2 separate regions of the Homo sapiens genome follow, and region 2 is linked to region 1. A link is an interaction called in ENCODE POLR2A ChIA-PET data of the cell type or tissue named here. Cell type or tissue: PC-3. All regions are shown on one strand.

Region 1 (8,000 bases):
GGGCGTGGTGGCTCACGCCTGTAATCCCAGCACTTTGGGAGGCCGAGGCAGGGGGATCACCAGGTCAGGAGATCGAGACCATCCTGGCTAACACGGTGAAACCCCATCTCTATTAAATATACAAAAAAATTAGCCGGGCGTGGTGGCGAGCACCTGTAGTCCCAGCTACTCGGGAGGCTGAGGCAGGAGAATGGCATGAACCCGGGAGGCAGAGCTTGCAGTGAGCCGAGATTGCACCGCTGCACTCCAGCCTGGGTGACAGAGCGAGACTCCGTCTCAAAAAAAAAAAAAAACAAAAAACAAACAAACAAACAAACAAAAAAACACAAAGGGGCCTGGAGATGCTGGTCTGGGGTAAAGGGAAGTGCTGAGGTCCCCATGAAAAATAGCTGGGCTCTGGAAGCTCAGCAGGAGAGAAAAGATAATCAAAGAACACCCACCTCTCAAAGCACACAGTGTCTGCCCACTGATATGGCTAGAAACCATAGGAGCTTCAAAAAGGGTTCACTTGGTTAACTGAGAAATTAGTCATTCTGTGGATCCTAAGCAGGATCTCAGCCACTTTGTGTCTTCATGGCTGACCCTGCTGTTTGCAGTTTCCTATACACAGCATGCCTGTCCGAGTAATTAGCCCTTCGCATGACCCAAAGTGACCTTCAGCGAGTAACTCTAGCAGGCCTGGGCTAGCTGAAGGGACTACTGGGCTTCCGGAGCCTTAGTTATGTCTGATGACTTTCAAAATCATCCTGGTGGAGGCTTTAGCCTCGTCAAGGTACTGTGTCTTCTAGGCTGGTCTCCTGGGCTCCCTGCAAGAAACCTTTTGGCTTCTAAGATTTGGACAAGCCACCTAGAGTGTGGCTACACTTACAGAGTAAACTTGCTCTCCGAGCTGAAAACAAGGACACAGGACAAGGACACAGAAAGGACAAGAGCTCTTTTAAGCAGACCAGAAAGCAGAGGGGTCTGGGGAATGGGGTTTTAGCACTGTACCTAAAGCCATGTTGCTTTTCAGCCCCAAACTGCCCTCAAGCCCATTCCTCAGTTGTCCTCATTTTACCTTATACACTTCTCTCCTAGGATGTCTGAATTCAGAGTTCTGCGCGTGCTCTACACAACTCCTCCTGCTTGGAATTGCAATTACCCCACATCTCTCTAATACATTAGGTGCCCTGTTTTTAAAATTTATATTGTATCTCTGTTGGTACAGGCATAGAACATTTCTGCAAGGAAATAAGAAAGTGTAGACAGTATTAGCCTTCGAGGAGAAAACGGAGGTTTGGTGATCTGGGATGGACTGGAGACCCTCCTTTCCTAGTAAAATTGATTGCACTGTTTGATGGAGATTATTATTATTATTTGAGATGGAGTCTCGCTCTGTCACCAGGCTGGAGTGAAGTGGCACGATCTCGGCTCACTGCAACCTCCGCCTCCCAGGTTCAAGTGATTCTCCTACTGCAGCCTCCCTAGCAGCTGGGACTACAGTCGCCCGCCACCACACCCAGCTAATTTTTTGTATTTTTAGTAGAGACAGAGTTTCACCGTGTTAGCCAGGATGGTCTCGATCTCCTGCCCTCATGATCTGCCTGCCTCGGCCTCCCAAAGTGCTGGGATTACAGGTGTCAGTCACCGTGCCCGGCTGGTGGAGATTATTTTTTAACATCTTCATGCATCACTTTTCCAGTTAAAAATAATAAAATTCTTGTATATGTGTGGCAGGTTTTGGTGCAAAAAAAGAGGATAATATTGTGATTTTTGTGTCCTTTCTTCATGTCCCTCCAGTAGGATGGCTTTCCAGAGGCTTCCATTCCTCACTCCGTGACTTAATCGACTATGAGCTTGGACAAGTGTGGTGGAGATAATGAGGATATGAGATAACTTCATAGTTATTTGAAGATTGGGTGAGAAAATCCACAAAAAGCATTCAGCACATGGCAATACTCAGTGAAGGCTATTTTCCTCAACTACAGGAGCTTTTTCCTTTGATCTATTTCTTGATCTACCTGTCCTCCTGATGGGACACTCCCTACCCTGGGAACACTGGAAACAGTTTGGCAAGTGGCTTCCCGGGCCGGAAACAGTGACTCATTGGCATCTGGAATACAGAGGTTTCCAGAACAATCCCACTAGCACCAGCTAAAATCTATGTCTAGGGATTGGCAGAGAGGAGGGGCCCTGGCAAGTAGACCCCCTTTCCTAGAAACCTCTTTCCTTTGATGCCAGGGAACATTTGCCAAGAAATGGCCATAGGTCTGCCACCTGCACTCAGTGTCAACAGGGAACTTCCTTGATGATTAATGTAGGAAATGTGGGGCAAACGTCAACTACACTTCCCGACTGAAAACTAAAAGTGTTCGCTGAAAGTCAAAGTAGAAGGAAAAAAGCATATGAGGTGCCAAACCAATTTCCAGGAACTTCTCCAGGATCTAGCTTTAGGCAAAGAAAAACGACTTGTTCTAGAAACAGTTTCCTTATCCGATGGAAATAAAATGACAGGCTATGAGCATGATGTTTCTTAGTCTCTCCTGATACCTCCATCTGGTGAGGAACTTTTATTATCCCTAAGCCACCTGTGACATTATACCTGGACCTAAGTTTCAAATTCTCTGCTATCTTAGCACTTTTCAAGCTCTTAGATTTCCTGTTATCTCCAGAGGGGCCCATTCTACTGGTCTCTTGTTTGAGAAAAAGAGAAACTGGGAGAAAGAGTTGTTCTTTTCTCTTGAATTTCTGCCAAGGTTTTATTTCATTAATTGACAATGGATGTGCCATGCAGATCCAGCCACAGGGACATATCACCGCCCTAAGCCCCCACAACTTCTGCACCCTCCACCCAAACACACATCACCAAAAGCTGTATAAGGCACAGCAGGAAACTAGCAAGAAGGAGGAGAGACAGACACAGACAGAGATCGCACAGAGACAGTGGGACAGAGATGGGGACGGAGCAACCTACTCCACACAGTTTCCAAAACCAAGTGCAATGTATATTTACACTGACCCAGCAGGCAGACGCTGAAGCTAGTCTTTTTCAGGTATGCTCAGAGCATAGTAGTGGCGTCAGTGGACCTAGCAGCTGCAGCCAGCTGGGCACACCATCCCCCACCGCCCTCTCCCAAATGGATGAATGGTCCCCAAGCACTCACCTCCTTGTCCCTGCGGGCTGCATCCAGGGAGACTATGGTGTGGCCACTGTGCTCCTGGCAACAGTCCTGGCAGATGCACTGCTGATCAGGGCAGCAGAAGGCAGACAGTGGGCTGTGGTGGGCAGGGCAGTATCGCCAGTTGTGGTCCTTCACTGGCTCGGTCAGCAGGTGGCTTTGCAGTTTGATGTTCACCTGATGCGGCTGCAAGTGCTCTTCACAGTAATTCACCATGCAGGTTAGACAGGACTTCACTGCCTTCACTCTTCTGGTGTCATCAAGGCAGAAGTCACACAGGACCTCTTTCCCCTCACCAGCAGGATCCCCCTGCTCTGCAGAGTCGCTGTCCTGTTCCTCCGTCTCCCTGCCAAGCTTCTCCGAGGAGCCCACGTCCTCTTCTTCCACTGGGCTGGCTGACCCAGAATCTGGGCTGGGTGACCCAGAGTCTGGGCTGAGAGGGGCTGGGGGCTGAGCAGTGGCCCTGGGCAGTGGCCCTGGAGCCATTAGATCCAACTCAGCCATCTGGGAGGCTCTGCTCCTAGGCTGTCTTTCTTCTGTCCCTTGGCCCAGGATCTGTGCAGCCCAAGTCAGACAAGAGAACCACGCCTAGATGATTGCAGCTGCTGCAAGATTTTAACTGTTTCCTCCCTCCCAGAGGAAGCTCGGCCACTCATTACTGTGTGCTGGCGCTGGATGGCAGCCAGATGCGATGACGACAAGGCAGCTAGAGTACTCAGGCTCAGGACAGCCGGCTCAGGCTCAGGCTGCCTCCCCAGGTCCAGCCCTGAAACTTCTATTCTTATGTGAATCATCTGAACCCCATAGGCTCTGCTGAAGACCACGTGTCTCTGTGCCTGCTCTGGAAAGGACAGAAGATTCCTGAGCTCTGTTATAAGCCTGTGTGGCTTTGTGTGGTCTGACAAGCGACATTTTTTTTTGTTTTCATTTTTAAAGAGAAGTAAAATGTAAGGACTTCAACACCAGGACAGCCATTCATCTACTCCCATCTCATAGAACTGGACATGAGGCAGCTAGGAATAGGATGCATGTTTCTTTTCTTTTCTTTTTTTTTTTTTTTGAGACAGAGTCTCACTCTGTCACCCAGGCTGGAGTGCAGTGGTGTGATCTCGGCTCACTGCAACCTCCGCCCTCCGAGTTCAAGTGATTCTCCTGCCTCAGCCTCCCGAGTAGCTGGGATTACAGGCACCTGCCACCGTGCCCGGCTAATTTCTTTTTTTTTTTTTTGTATTTTTAGTAGAGACGGGGTTTCACCATCTTGGCCAGGCTGGTCTTGAACCCCTGATCTCGTGATCCACCCGCCTCGGCCTCCCAAAGTGCTAGGATTACAGGTGAGCCACGGTGCCCACCTTTTTTTTTTTTTTTTTTTTTTTTTTGAGACACAGTCTCACTCTGTCGCCCAGGCTGGAGTGCAGTGTGGGATCTTGGCTCACTGCAACCTCCGCCTCCTGGGTTTGTGATTCTTCTGCCTCAGCCTCCTGAGTAGCTGGGATTACAGGCACCCACCACCACGCCTGGCTCATTTTTGTATTATTAGTAGAGACAGTGTTTCACCATGTTGGCCAGGCTGGTCTCGAACCCTTGACCTCAGGTGATCTGCCTGCCTGGGCTTCCCAATGTGCTGGGATTACAGGCATGAGCCACTGTGCCCAGCCAGGATGCATACTTCTGATGCTGACTTTTCCATATCATCTTCCTGAACATTCCAGTAATGTCCGTCACACTCGTGGAGATGAACATCACGTGGGTACTCAGTGGAGATCAGGAGGGTCAGGGAAGACTTGTCTCCTTCCACAGAATGCTCCCTTCAGGTTAACAGCCCTTTTGCCCACTTAACGAAACATTCCTAGACATGGTGTTATAGTTGAGACACTTGTTCCCACAAACCTCATGCTGAGATTTGATCCCCAATACTGGAGGTGGGGCCTGGTGGGAGGTGTTTGGGTCATAGGGGTGGATCCCTCATGAACGGCTCGGTGCCATCCCCACAGTGATGAGTGAGTTCTCGTTCTATCAATATTAGCTGCCACAAGATCTGATTGTTAAAAAAGAGCCTGGCACCACCCCCTCTCTTAATTCCTCTCTCTCCATGTGACCTGCCCACTCCAGCTCCCCTACCCCTTCCACTGTGGATGGAAGCGGCCTGAGGCCCTCACCAGAAGCAGATGCCAGCACCATGCTTCTTGTACAGCCTGCAAAACCGTGAGCCAAAAGATCTGTTTTCTTTATACGTTACCCCCACCCCCTCAGGTATTCCTTTACAGCAACACAAACACAGTAAGACGCATGGTGTGTGAGCTTGCCAGGGCTGCCATAGCAAAGAACCATACACTGGTTGGCTTCAACAACAGAAACTCATTTCCTCACAGTTCTAGAAGCTGGATCAAGTCACTGGCAGGGATGCTTTCTTCTGAGGCCTCTCTCCTTGGCTTGCAGATGGCTTCTCCTATGTCTTCACATGGTCTTCCCTTTGTACGTATCTGTGTCCTAATCTCCTCTTCTTATAAGAACACCAGTAAGACTAGATTAGGGCCCACCCTCAATTACCTGTTTAAAGACTTTCTCCCCAAATACAGTCACATCTGAGGTATTAAGGGCAAAGATTTCAACATACACATTTGTAGGGGAAGGAGACACAATTCAGCCCGTAACACACGGTCAGGGCATGAGCTTGGAAGCCTCTAGCTCCTTAGAAGAAAGAGGCTGCGAGGCATGACCCCTGGACGGGGGTACACAGTGTACCCAGCGTTTGCAGATGGATACAAAGGAATCCAGGATTATTCCAGGGTACCTGAACCCCAAATTCTAGAGCTTTCTACAGTTTTCCCTGGGATTATTTAATCAGATACATTTGAACTCAAATGAATTTGGAAGGCGAATGGAAGAGAGAGAGATTGGGTGGAGGGGGAGGGGTCAGATCCACCTAGCCCCAGGGATCAGGCATTAGGATGGTTCCAAGATATTACACTCCCTATGGCTCTGCATCCCTGCGGTGAGTTCTATAGGATTTGGATTAAACTAAATAAACACAGGGATGTTTCTTGTCACTGACTAGTACTTTTCAGAAATCCGAGAGACCTAGTGACTACTCAGAGTTAGAAGGCACCGAAGACTTTACAAATTCATTCCAGACACAGTGCTGTTTATTTTCAACCACGCATAGAATACGCATAAGTAGCCCTTTTTAGCGATGTAACGTTTCCTCACTGTCCCTGTCCTGACTGCCCTCTTCCACTGCTGAAGACCCTCAGGAGAGGTTTCCTTCTTTCTGATCCTGGCCAGGGTCAGAAACATGCATCCTATTCCTAGCTGCCTCAGGTCCAGTTCTACTGGAAAAGGAATTAAAAGAAATTAAAGAACGTGTAAGCAAAAATTCATTGTATGTAAGAAAACCCAATTCCCCCTGAGGAAGAGAAAGAGCTGAAGTCCTTTAAAAATTAACTGCTTGTTTTTCTGTGGCCAGTGAGCCTTTTCTCTCCCTTTCCCAGGCATTGTGAAGACGCTGTTTCTCTAGCTCTGCAGCTGCAAGGTCACTAGGCAGATAAACTCAAGTTGTAAAACATGTTTTTTCCTTGAAAAGTAAGAAATGATGTAATGCATGTCTTAATTGAATAACTGTCTTTGTTTCTCGCTTCTGTAATATGCTTCCCCCTGCACAGATCTCCCCCTGCCCCATAAAATGCTTAAAAGGTAACCAGACTATTTGTTCGGGCTCAGTCTTTTTGGATGTTAATCTGACTGGGCCAGTGCACCTAAATAATAAATAATAAGTATCCTCCTCAATCCCTTGGTCTCTTTGATTCCTTAATTATCCCACAGCACTATGAGATGGGGAAAGATGAATAGCTGTCCCGTCATTGAAGTCCTTATATTTTGAGTCCTTTTTAAAAATTGAAAAAAAAAAATGTAGCTTGTCAGAGACCACACAAAGCCATACAGGCTTCTGTCAGAGCTCTGGAATTTAATTTCATGGTTTTCATGTCTCCAGCCAGGAGGACTGGCTTCTCCCAGTCCAGACCATTGTCAGTGTTTTCTCCAGTATTAATGGACAGGTGGCTTTCCTTTTAATCCCTTTTTCAGAGTGACCTGGTACTGGAGGCTGAACTGGTCCACCCGCATACCATAGGGCCTCTGATCTCTCTGAGAATGGGGAAGAAAAGGTAGTTGCCCTGCCTGGCCCTTTCTACAGCTTCAGTAGAAATCAGAAGGCATACATCCTGCTTGGGTTTCCACGTGGCTCACTTCTTCCTCATTCCTTCCCTCCCTATCTCATTCCCACCCTTTCTTCTCTCATGAATTGTTTCATACCTGCTTCTCTATGGCTAACCCTTTTAGAGCAGTTCATGGGAGTGCTCAGCCCTTCATCAATGCCCCACTGAAGTCCTGAGCTAGCAGACATTCCACAGTGGTGTGGAAAACAGGAAATGGGAATGTGGGCCCTAGCCTGGCCTGTGCCAATCATTTGATCTCTCTCTTTTTTTTTTTTTGAGACGGAGTATCGCTCTGTCGCCCAGGCTGGAGTTCAGTGGCATGATCTCGGCTCACTGCAAGCTCTGCCTCCCGGGTTCATGCCATTCTCCTGCCTCAGCCTCCCGAGTAGCTGGGACTACACGCACCCACCACCATGCCTGGTTAATTTTTTGTATTTTTAGTAGAGACGGGGTTTCACCGTGTTAGCCAGGATGGTCTCAATCTCCTGACCTCGTGATCTGCCCGCCTCGGCCTCCCAAAGTGCTGGGAGTACAGGTGTGAGCCACCGCGCCCAACGCGTGTCCCCACTTAACCTTAGTTTCCTTGTCCATGAAATGAGTATGTTGTCCTAAGTCAGGGCCGGTAAATCAA
Region 2 (8,000 bases), 140 kb after region 1:
TTCGCCAAGCAGGTTCGCTCTGAGAGGCCCTTCTTCTCCTCCAACCCAGAACTGGACAATCTGATGATCCAGGCAATCCAAGTGCTGCGGTTCCACCTGCTAGAGCTGGAGAAGGGAAAGATGCCCATCGACCTGGTCATCGAGGATCGGGATGGCGGCTGCAGGGAGGACTTCGAGGACTACCCAGCCTCCTGCCCCAGCCTCCCAGACCAGAATAATATATGGATTCGAGACCATGAGGATAGCGGGTCTGTACATTTGGGGACCCCAGGTCCATCCAGCGGGGGGCTGGCCTCCCAGAGTGGGGACAACTCCAGTGACCAAGGAGTCGGGCTGGACACCAGCGTGGCCTCTCCCAGTTCTGGTGGAGAAGATGAGGACTTGGACCAGGAGCCACGGCGAAACAAGAAGAGGGGGATCTTCCCCAAGGTGGCCACCAACATCATGCGAGCCTGGTTGTTCCAGCACCTCTCACACCCGTACCCCTCGGAGGAGCAGAAGAAACAGCTGGCGCAGGACACGGGGCTTACCATCCTGCAAGTCAACAACTGGTTCATTAATGCCCGGAGACGCATCGTGCAACCTATGATCGATCAATCCAACCGCACAGGGCAGGGTGCAGCCTTCAGCCCAGAGGGCCAGCCCATCGGGGGCTATACCGAGACAGAGCCACACGTGGCCTTCCGGGCTCCAGCATCAGTGGGGATGAGTTTGAACTCGGAAGGAGAATGGCATTATCTATAGAGGCTGATGCGGGAGAGACCCAGCCTCCGGCTGTGACCCCCAGCCTCACACCTGGCTCTGGTTCCCGCCTGGTCCTCTGGCTTCAGGATCCCACCTCCAAAGGCCTCTCCGCTCAACGCCTACCTCCCTAGGGCCCTGCTGGGACATGGGGGCCTGAGTGCCCACCCAAGGGGCTCTCAAGGACACCGGCAAGGCCTCCAGGCTCTGAGCCCCGCTTCTGCCTTCACCTCTGCCTGGGACCCGAGCTGGGCTCCTGGGCCTTGGTCCCCAGAAGATGGCAGCTAGGGCCTCGCCGCGAGGACAGAGAAGGGACAGGGTGGCTGGGCAGTCAGGGAAGGAGGGTCGCCCGGATCCGACATTTTGGAGAGATTCTTTCACCCTCCTGTCCCCCCCACCTCCCTTCTCTAATTTCTTCTTTTTTTAATGATAAAGTCTTAAAACACAGAAAAAAAAAAGACTTCAGAGAATTAGGTAGATGAAGCACTTTATACAGTATATATCTTCAGCTTAAATTTGTTTTGAGTATTTTTTTTATTTTTAAGTAGGCAAAGATTTAAAATTTTTTATTTTTAGTAAATGTTTGAAGCAAACTAAAAAGACGTGGGCAATATTTACCAAAACAAAACAGAACCCAAAAAATTGTACATCTTGATCTTAGCAAATATCCTTATTGTAGAGACACTTAATAAAGAGATGGTATTTTAATATCTGCAGTTCTGAGGTAGGGTGTAACTTAGTTCTACATTGTGATTTAGGAATTTTTAAACCTTTCTTCTTCAGGGGAGAAGTGACCCAGGCCTCGAGTTTAGTGCTAAAGCCACTAGTGTACTTATGCTGTCACCTAACCACCACATGCGACATGGAGGCAGAGGCTAAATATAGGGGCTTTCTTAAGAAAGTGAGAGGAAATTAGCAAGCATTATTAGTGTTTGACTACTGCTATCAAGTGAATTCAAAGGAAACAGGTTTTTATGCCATATTTAAGTTACAGAAACCAGGCATGCTTAGAATAGTTTCTAAGGTGACAGAGTGAGACTCCATCTCAAAAAAAAAAAAAAAAAAAAGAATAGTTTCTAGAGGTTATTGGAGAATAGAAAGCTAAGAAAACTTGGTATACATTTACAATTGAAATATAATTACACTTTTTACTCTCAGAATATTATTCAGATTAGACTTCCTGTTTATCTTTTATATTCTTGCATTGATATAATGCCTGATCCTTCAAAGTTCTTTCACATATTATATGATCTTCTTTATGAAAAAAAGTAGATGCTTTATTCTGATATATTCAGTTTCCCACTTTAGGCAAAAGTGGATTAATAGAATGATGAATTCAAAGTAGATGAGGAAAATCAGGCACAGAGAAGTAAAGGTAGGTACAGACCCAAATTCACACAAGATAATGACATCACCAGCGTTTAAGTTGATCATCAAAGGCTGGGCTGGATTTGTCTTGCTGTATGTGTCAGGAAATTTATACCTATTACATTTTCCATTTTCTCAAAATAAGTCACATGATTGTAATGTTTAGCTGCAACTTTTCTCCTAATAAATAGTGTCATGAAGAATGTTATAGTGCGAAGTTTGTACATTTCAGGGTCAGTTATACAATGTGAACTCTTTATCTACGGGAATGAGAATGGAGGATCATTGAAGGCCATGATATAAACAAATTTGCATGTTGAAGCCTGTATAAAACATGGTACAGTGAGTGAATGCCCCCATCCCCAAGAACACTTTATACATATTAAATGGATATATGATTACTGTGCAAAAATTCATTCTGGAAATGAACATATATTTGAGCACTAATATGTAATGTACATCTTCTGCCCTAAGGAGAAAATAAATCATAAAACTTGTTTTACATTCAAAATTACTTTCCCGAGCATGTCTTAGAGTAATCTACGTGTTGATGTATGTAAATTGTATTTTAGGTAGGCAAAGAAACAAGTCTGGTTATTTATGTAAAAACTAGTCTAATAAAGTGAGTGGCTTTATCACTTTGAATCTTTAGTGTCTAAAAGTGGTGTTTAAAGTAATACTAGCACATCAGAAAACCTTGTGTGGACAAAACTAGTTCACTCACTGCTTCTGCAACTGCAGTTCCTCCCCTTAGGTTATAAAAAAAAAGGACCCAAATGTTACATGTGTTGATATTATGACTTGTCAGTTACTGATGTCTGTGGTATCCTACCCTCGTCTCTGAAACGGATAATACTGAATAATTATTAGAAAACTACAAGACTTCACACTTTGTACCATTAAAACCTAAAATTTTAATCCTATCCTTTTTTATTACAGATCAATCAGCACTCAGGAACAGAGCAGCAAGGAAAAAAAGGAAATTTCATTCATATGTTCTGTGTTCATATCTCTTCAGTACCTAATTGTTCATTTAATTTCAGCCTTATTCCTTCATAAGGGGTTTTACCACATGAAGTCATCCGATGACCCTAGCTCTTATTGTGAAGTTGAAGATGACTGGAGTATACTTACAAATGTTACAACTTAAAAATGTTACAAAACATTTATTAAAGCTCATATTTAAAGTAGAGCATCCAGTTTGAGAAGTAGACATCAATTATTAAAGATGTCTTTTTTCTCCCCATTTAACTAGTTAAAACCATGATGTGTAAATGTAGAAGTAGAATAATCATATGGAATTCCCTAAAATATTTCTGTTTACTAACATATATTGACCAAGTACATCAAGCAGGAGAGCTCTTCCTTCATTCTGTTATAGTCCACATCATTCTAATTTTGCTCAGTTGTTATTAAAAGCATATTCCTAAACCATACACTTTTGTTTCAATAAAGTTTTATTTTGTTGGGATGAATAAAATATCAAAGTTATAAGCTACATGAGACAAAAGTTCAATTGTTCAAAAAATTTACTGGGACAGCTTTCTATTATAGGTATTGTTAAATTATATTGCTCTGATAAGATTACTTTCTTTAAAAAGTTTGTACTTTTCTGTAAATTGAAAGAATATGGAGTCATAAAATGGCAAGTGTTTTAGGGTTAGCGTAAAATTGGGCATTGTCATTGATTTCATAGATGATATAAACTAGCAGGCTTACAGCCTAATTCTTCTTTGGACTGGTCTTTGGCAGCAGTTCCTTTTCAGACTCAATAAACAGAATTCAGACAGATGTAAGTCAAAACAAAACTTTACAAAGCCAAGTGTATTATCTTTTGCATTAACCTATTTTTTCCATCATACATGCTACTAGTATGTGCATTAGCATGATATTCTCATATACATTGCATTAAAAATTAAAAGGTAGCAGCTCAGGGTGAGCTCTTCTGTCATTCATTTGTTCCTAAATTTTTAAGGGCTTTTTCTCAGTCAATATTTGTATAAACTGGGTAGTTTAACTTCATTACCCATTTCATTAAAGTTGATGGATTGTGATGAGATGCATTTAAGGCCAATAGTGACAGATTTTTTTTTAATCTCTTGAACACAAGCTTTGAATGATAACTACAGGTTTTAAGTGCTGTTAACATTAATACCATAATGTGATGTGTTAGAACCAAAGGGATATTTTAAAGGTAGATATCTGAAAATTCTCTAGTCTCAATGTATATATGTATTGAATATACTCTAAAAATAAATGTGCAATTTGCTAGTAGGACAATGCAGTGATTAGCATTAGGTATGTTTCTTCTTTTATATCCTAGCTATGTCCCACTTTCTTCTAAGTGCAATCCTTTCATGTTCACTTGTTGTTTTACCCCATCTACTCTAACTTCAGTTGGAAGCCTTGTCTAGAGTATAGTATGTGTTTTTACCTTTGCAGTGAATTGCATGTGCTAATTGTAACCACAGCTATTTTTATGTTGACATAACTCCAAGTGTTATATTAAATGTTCTATTTTATATTAGCTCTAATCCCTTAAGTAAATTTTAAGAAATAAATTCTTGTTCAAAAAAAAAAAAAAAAAAAGAAGTGCTTCCTTGTCCTAAGGTCATGACAACTTTCATGTAAGTTAACTTAAATATGGAAGCTTTATTGGCTTGCCTTTAACATTTAATTTAGATCTACAATGCCCATGGAACTAATTTTTTCTGAATATGTTTGGTTGAATGAAGGCTTTTTTTTTTTTTTTTTTTTTTTTGAGAAGGAGTCTCGCTCTGTCGTGCCAGGCTGGAGTGCAGTGGCGTGATCTTGGCTCACTCCAAGTTCCGCCTCCCAGGTTCACGCCATTCTCCTGCCTCAGCCTCCCGAGTAGCTGGGACTACAGGCGCCCGCCACCACGCCCGGCTAATTTTTTGTATTTTTAGTAGAGATGGGGTTTCACCGTGTTAGCCAGGATGGTCTTGATCTCCTGAACTCGTGATCCGCCCGCCTCAGCCTCCCAAAGTGCTGGGATTACAGGCATGAGCCACCGTGCCCAGCCGAAGGCTTATTTTTTTCCATATTGATATCCAGTTGTCTTATCACTTTTTAGTGAAAAGACCATCCTTTCTTGTGCAGTGCCACCTTAACTATAAATTAAGTGTTCATAAAATGGGTGTCTATTTCTGGGCCTTCTCTTCTTTGCCATTGATTTCTTTTTCTATTACTTACCAGTATTCTATTAATATCCAGTAGAGCAAATCTTTCAATCTTGTTTTTCTTCTTAAAGATTAAGTTTTTGGTTATTCTTGGTCTTTAGTGTTTCCATATAAATGTCATTTATTAAGTATTTTTGCAATTTGATTTCCAACTTAATTGCTCTGTAGTAAGAAAACATACTTTGTATGATTTCAGTCCTTTTAAATTTGAGAGGTTTTTAGTGTATCTCAACATGTGGTAAATTTTAATAAATATTCTGTGTCTTCTTGAAAAGGATATATCTCCAAAAAAAGTTTTAATTTGAAAGATGTTCTATATATAAGTAGAAAAATAAGAGGAAACTCAGATCACAAAATATAGAAATGTCTATGGGGCAAAGAAAAATGCCAGAAACTTACCAAACTGTCTTAAGTGCAGGCTTCATCGCTGATCCCTGGCATAATACTCCTTCGCACAGAACTCCATAAGTATGTGCTGATGTTTTTAGGTATCAAAGTCATGTGACTTAGCATTACTTGAGACAAAATATTTTTTTCTTTTGCCTTGGGTGTACCAGCTGTTGGCTAATAACTCCAAGAATAGGATGTTATTAAACTTTAGAAACATTTGCTTTCAGGATCTGCCAGATCATCTTTTGGAGATCAGAAGCTTGAACTTTCCAGTTCATCCCAGCCTGGATCCAGTTATGATGTATATAACCTGTTCTGTATGTATCAGCACATTTCACCTGATTTGAGTCTACGTTTTCCTCCCTGCTCAGAAGTGACGAGACTGTAAGGATCAGGTATGAAATTTTTTTATGCTTTTCCTCTTTGTGTTTCTCTTTAAGAAATGTAGAATTCGGGCCGGGCGCGGTGGCTCACGCCTGTAATCCCAGCACTTTGGGAGGCCGAGGTGGGTGGATCATGAGGTCAGGAGATCGAGACCATCCTGGCTAACACTGTGAAACCCCGTCTCTACTAAAAATACAAAAAATTAACCGGGCGTAGTGGCGGGCGCCTGTAGTCCCAGCTACTCGGGAGGATAAGGCAGGAGAATGGCGTGAACCCGGGAGGCGGAGCTTGCAGTGAGCCGAGATCAAGCCACTGCACTCCAGCCTGGGCGACAGAGCCAGACTCTGTCTCAAAAAAAAAAAGAAAAGAAATGTAGAATTCGAATCTAAGATCTGAGAATAAACAAATGATTCTTACTATTAAAGGCAATTTAAAAATAAGAAAAAAGCAAGCTTCCTAAATGTTGTGATAAATATTATGACTTCCCTGTAGTGTTATATCTAACATAAAAACTGAAAGGTTAATGAGTTATGTCTGTTTGTAGTTCTAAATTCCATTGTAGTTTTCCTTTTTTGAAAGAAGTTTTGGTTCAAGAGATCTTTTGTACAGCATAGGGACTATAATAGTTAATTATGACACATTCTTAAAAAGTGCCAAGAGTGGATATTAGGTGTTCTCAAATCGCTTTTTCTTATCACTCAAAAGTGGTAACTGTGCAGTAATACATTTGTAAATTAGCTAGATTTAATCATTCCACAATGTACACATACTTTAAAACATGTTGTACACGATGAATACATACAATAAAAAAGAAATTAGCTGCATGCCAGATACAAGAGAAAAAACATGAAAAAGAAAGAAATTCTGTTTTCAAATTATTTTGTGTTGTTGTTGTTGTTACAGGGTCTCACTTTGTCCCCCAGGCTGGAGTGCAGTGGCGTGATCTCACCTCACTGCAGCATCACCCTCCCAGGATCGAGGGATTCTCACACCTTGGGACCCCCACCCCCCAGCAGCTGGGACTACAGGCATGTGCCACAGGCACACGCCTGAGTAATTTTTTTGTATTTATTGTTGAGACAGGGTTTCACCATGTTACCCAGGTTGGGCTCGAAGTCCTGGGCTGAAGCAATTCCCCTGCCTTGGTCTCCCAAATTGCTGGGATTACAAGCGTGCACCACTGCACCCAGCCCAGAATATTTTGCATACATTTTGCCTGTCATTTGTCTATTTATAAATTCTACAACAGATATTCGTACATAGATATGTTGTACAAAACACAATATTTTTTCATTTCTTCTGTATTCAGTGAAAATGATAAATTTAGAAACTCATGATGTGATTAGAAATATAAACAAAGAAAATGCTTAAATGATTATCGAACTTTTTTAGTTTCATATTTGAGACTGTATGAATTATAGTCTACCATGTTTGCCTGTGATTCACAAAATTCTGTTTTTCAGGATATATATATATATATATATCAACCACTGAATTTAGTGTAAGGTACTGAAAATAAAGAAGAAATACTTATTTAAGGGCCTGCCTTGCGTTCACTACTGCGCTAGCATATACATTTAACATGCAAAGTTCCTTTCATCAGAGTTCCTACAGTTTAGAAGGGAAACTAAAATTACAGACGAGAAATATAGGAGCACATGGGATTCAGTATTGATTTTTTATTTTTTTATTTTTTGAGACAGTCTTGCTCTGTTGCCACGCTGGAGTGCAATGGCGCAATCTCGACTCACTGCAACCTCCGTCTCCGGGATTCAAGCGCTTCCCCTGCCTCAGCCTCCCGAGGAGTTGGGACTACAGGCCCGCACCACCACGCCCGGCTAATTTTTTGTGTTTTAGTAGAGACGGGGTTTCGCCATGTTGGCCCGGATGGTCTCACTCTCCTGACGTCGTCATCCA

What was found. ChIA-PET counts read pairs that join two places held together with the same protein. Peaks named below come from ENCODE experiments on the same cell type or tissue, not always from the same donor. Only the 100,000 strongest peaks of a DNase experiment are listed, where the experiment ranks them.
Region 2: POLR2A ChIA-PET joins it to region 1 with 14 read pairs; 2 of 35 experiments call an interaction of 5 or more read pairs at or near these places.

The regions. Positions count from the first base shown.
Region 1 is chr17:15,647,948-15,655,947 of GRCh38, forward strand. TRIM16 (tripartite motif containing 16) reads right to left here. Exons shown (of 12, transcript NM_001348119.1): 7 at 3,144-3,999. The coding sequence starts at 3,662. Among named protein-coding and RNA genes, the nearest start is that of FBXW10B, 32 kb to the left of the region's middle. RefSeq lists an enhancer at 2,962-3,911. In PC-3, a CTCF peak has its summit at 3,277 (motif pointing right); DNase peaks (open chromatin) are centred at 2,154, 3,374 and 3,884; H3K4me3 peaks cover 3,924 bases; H3K27ac peaks cover 4,840 bases.
Region 2 is chr17:15,786,952-15,794,951 of GRCh38, forward strand. It overlaps LOC124903935 (a long non-coding RNA gene), which reads left to right and starts at 4,852. Exons shown (of 2, transcript XR_007065640.1): 1 at 4,852-6,094; 2 at 6,987-7,616. It also overlaps the pseudogene IL6STP1 and the pseudogene MEIS3P1. RefSeq lists an enhancer at 1-41. In PC-3, no CTCF peak of the experiment used is centred here; no DNase peak of the experiment used is centred here.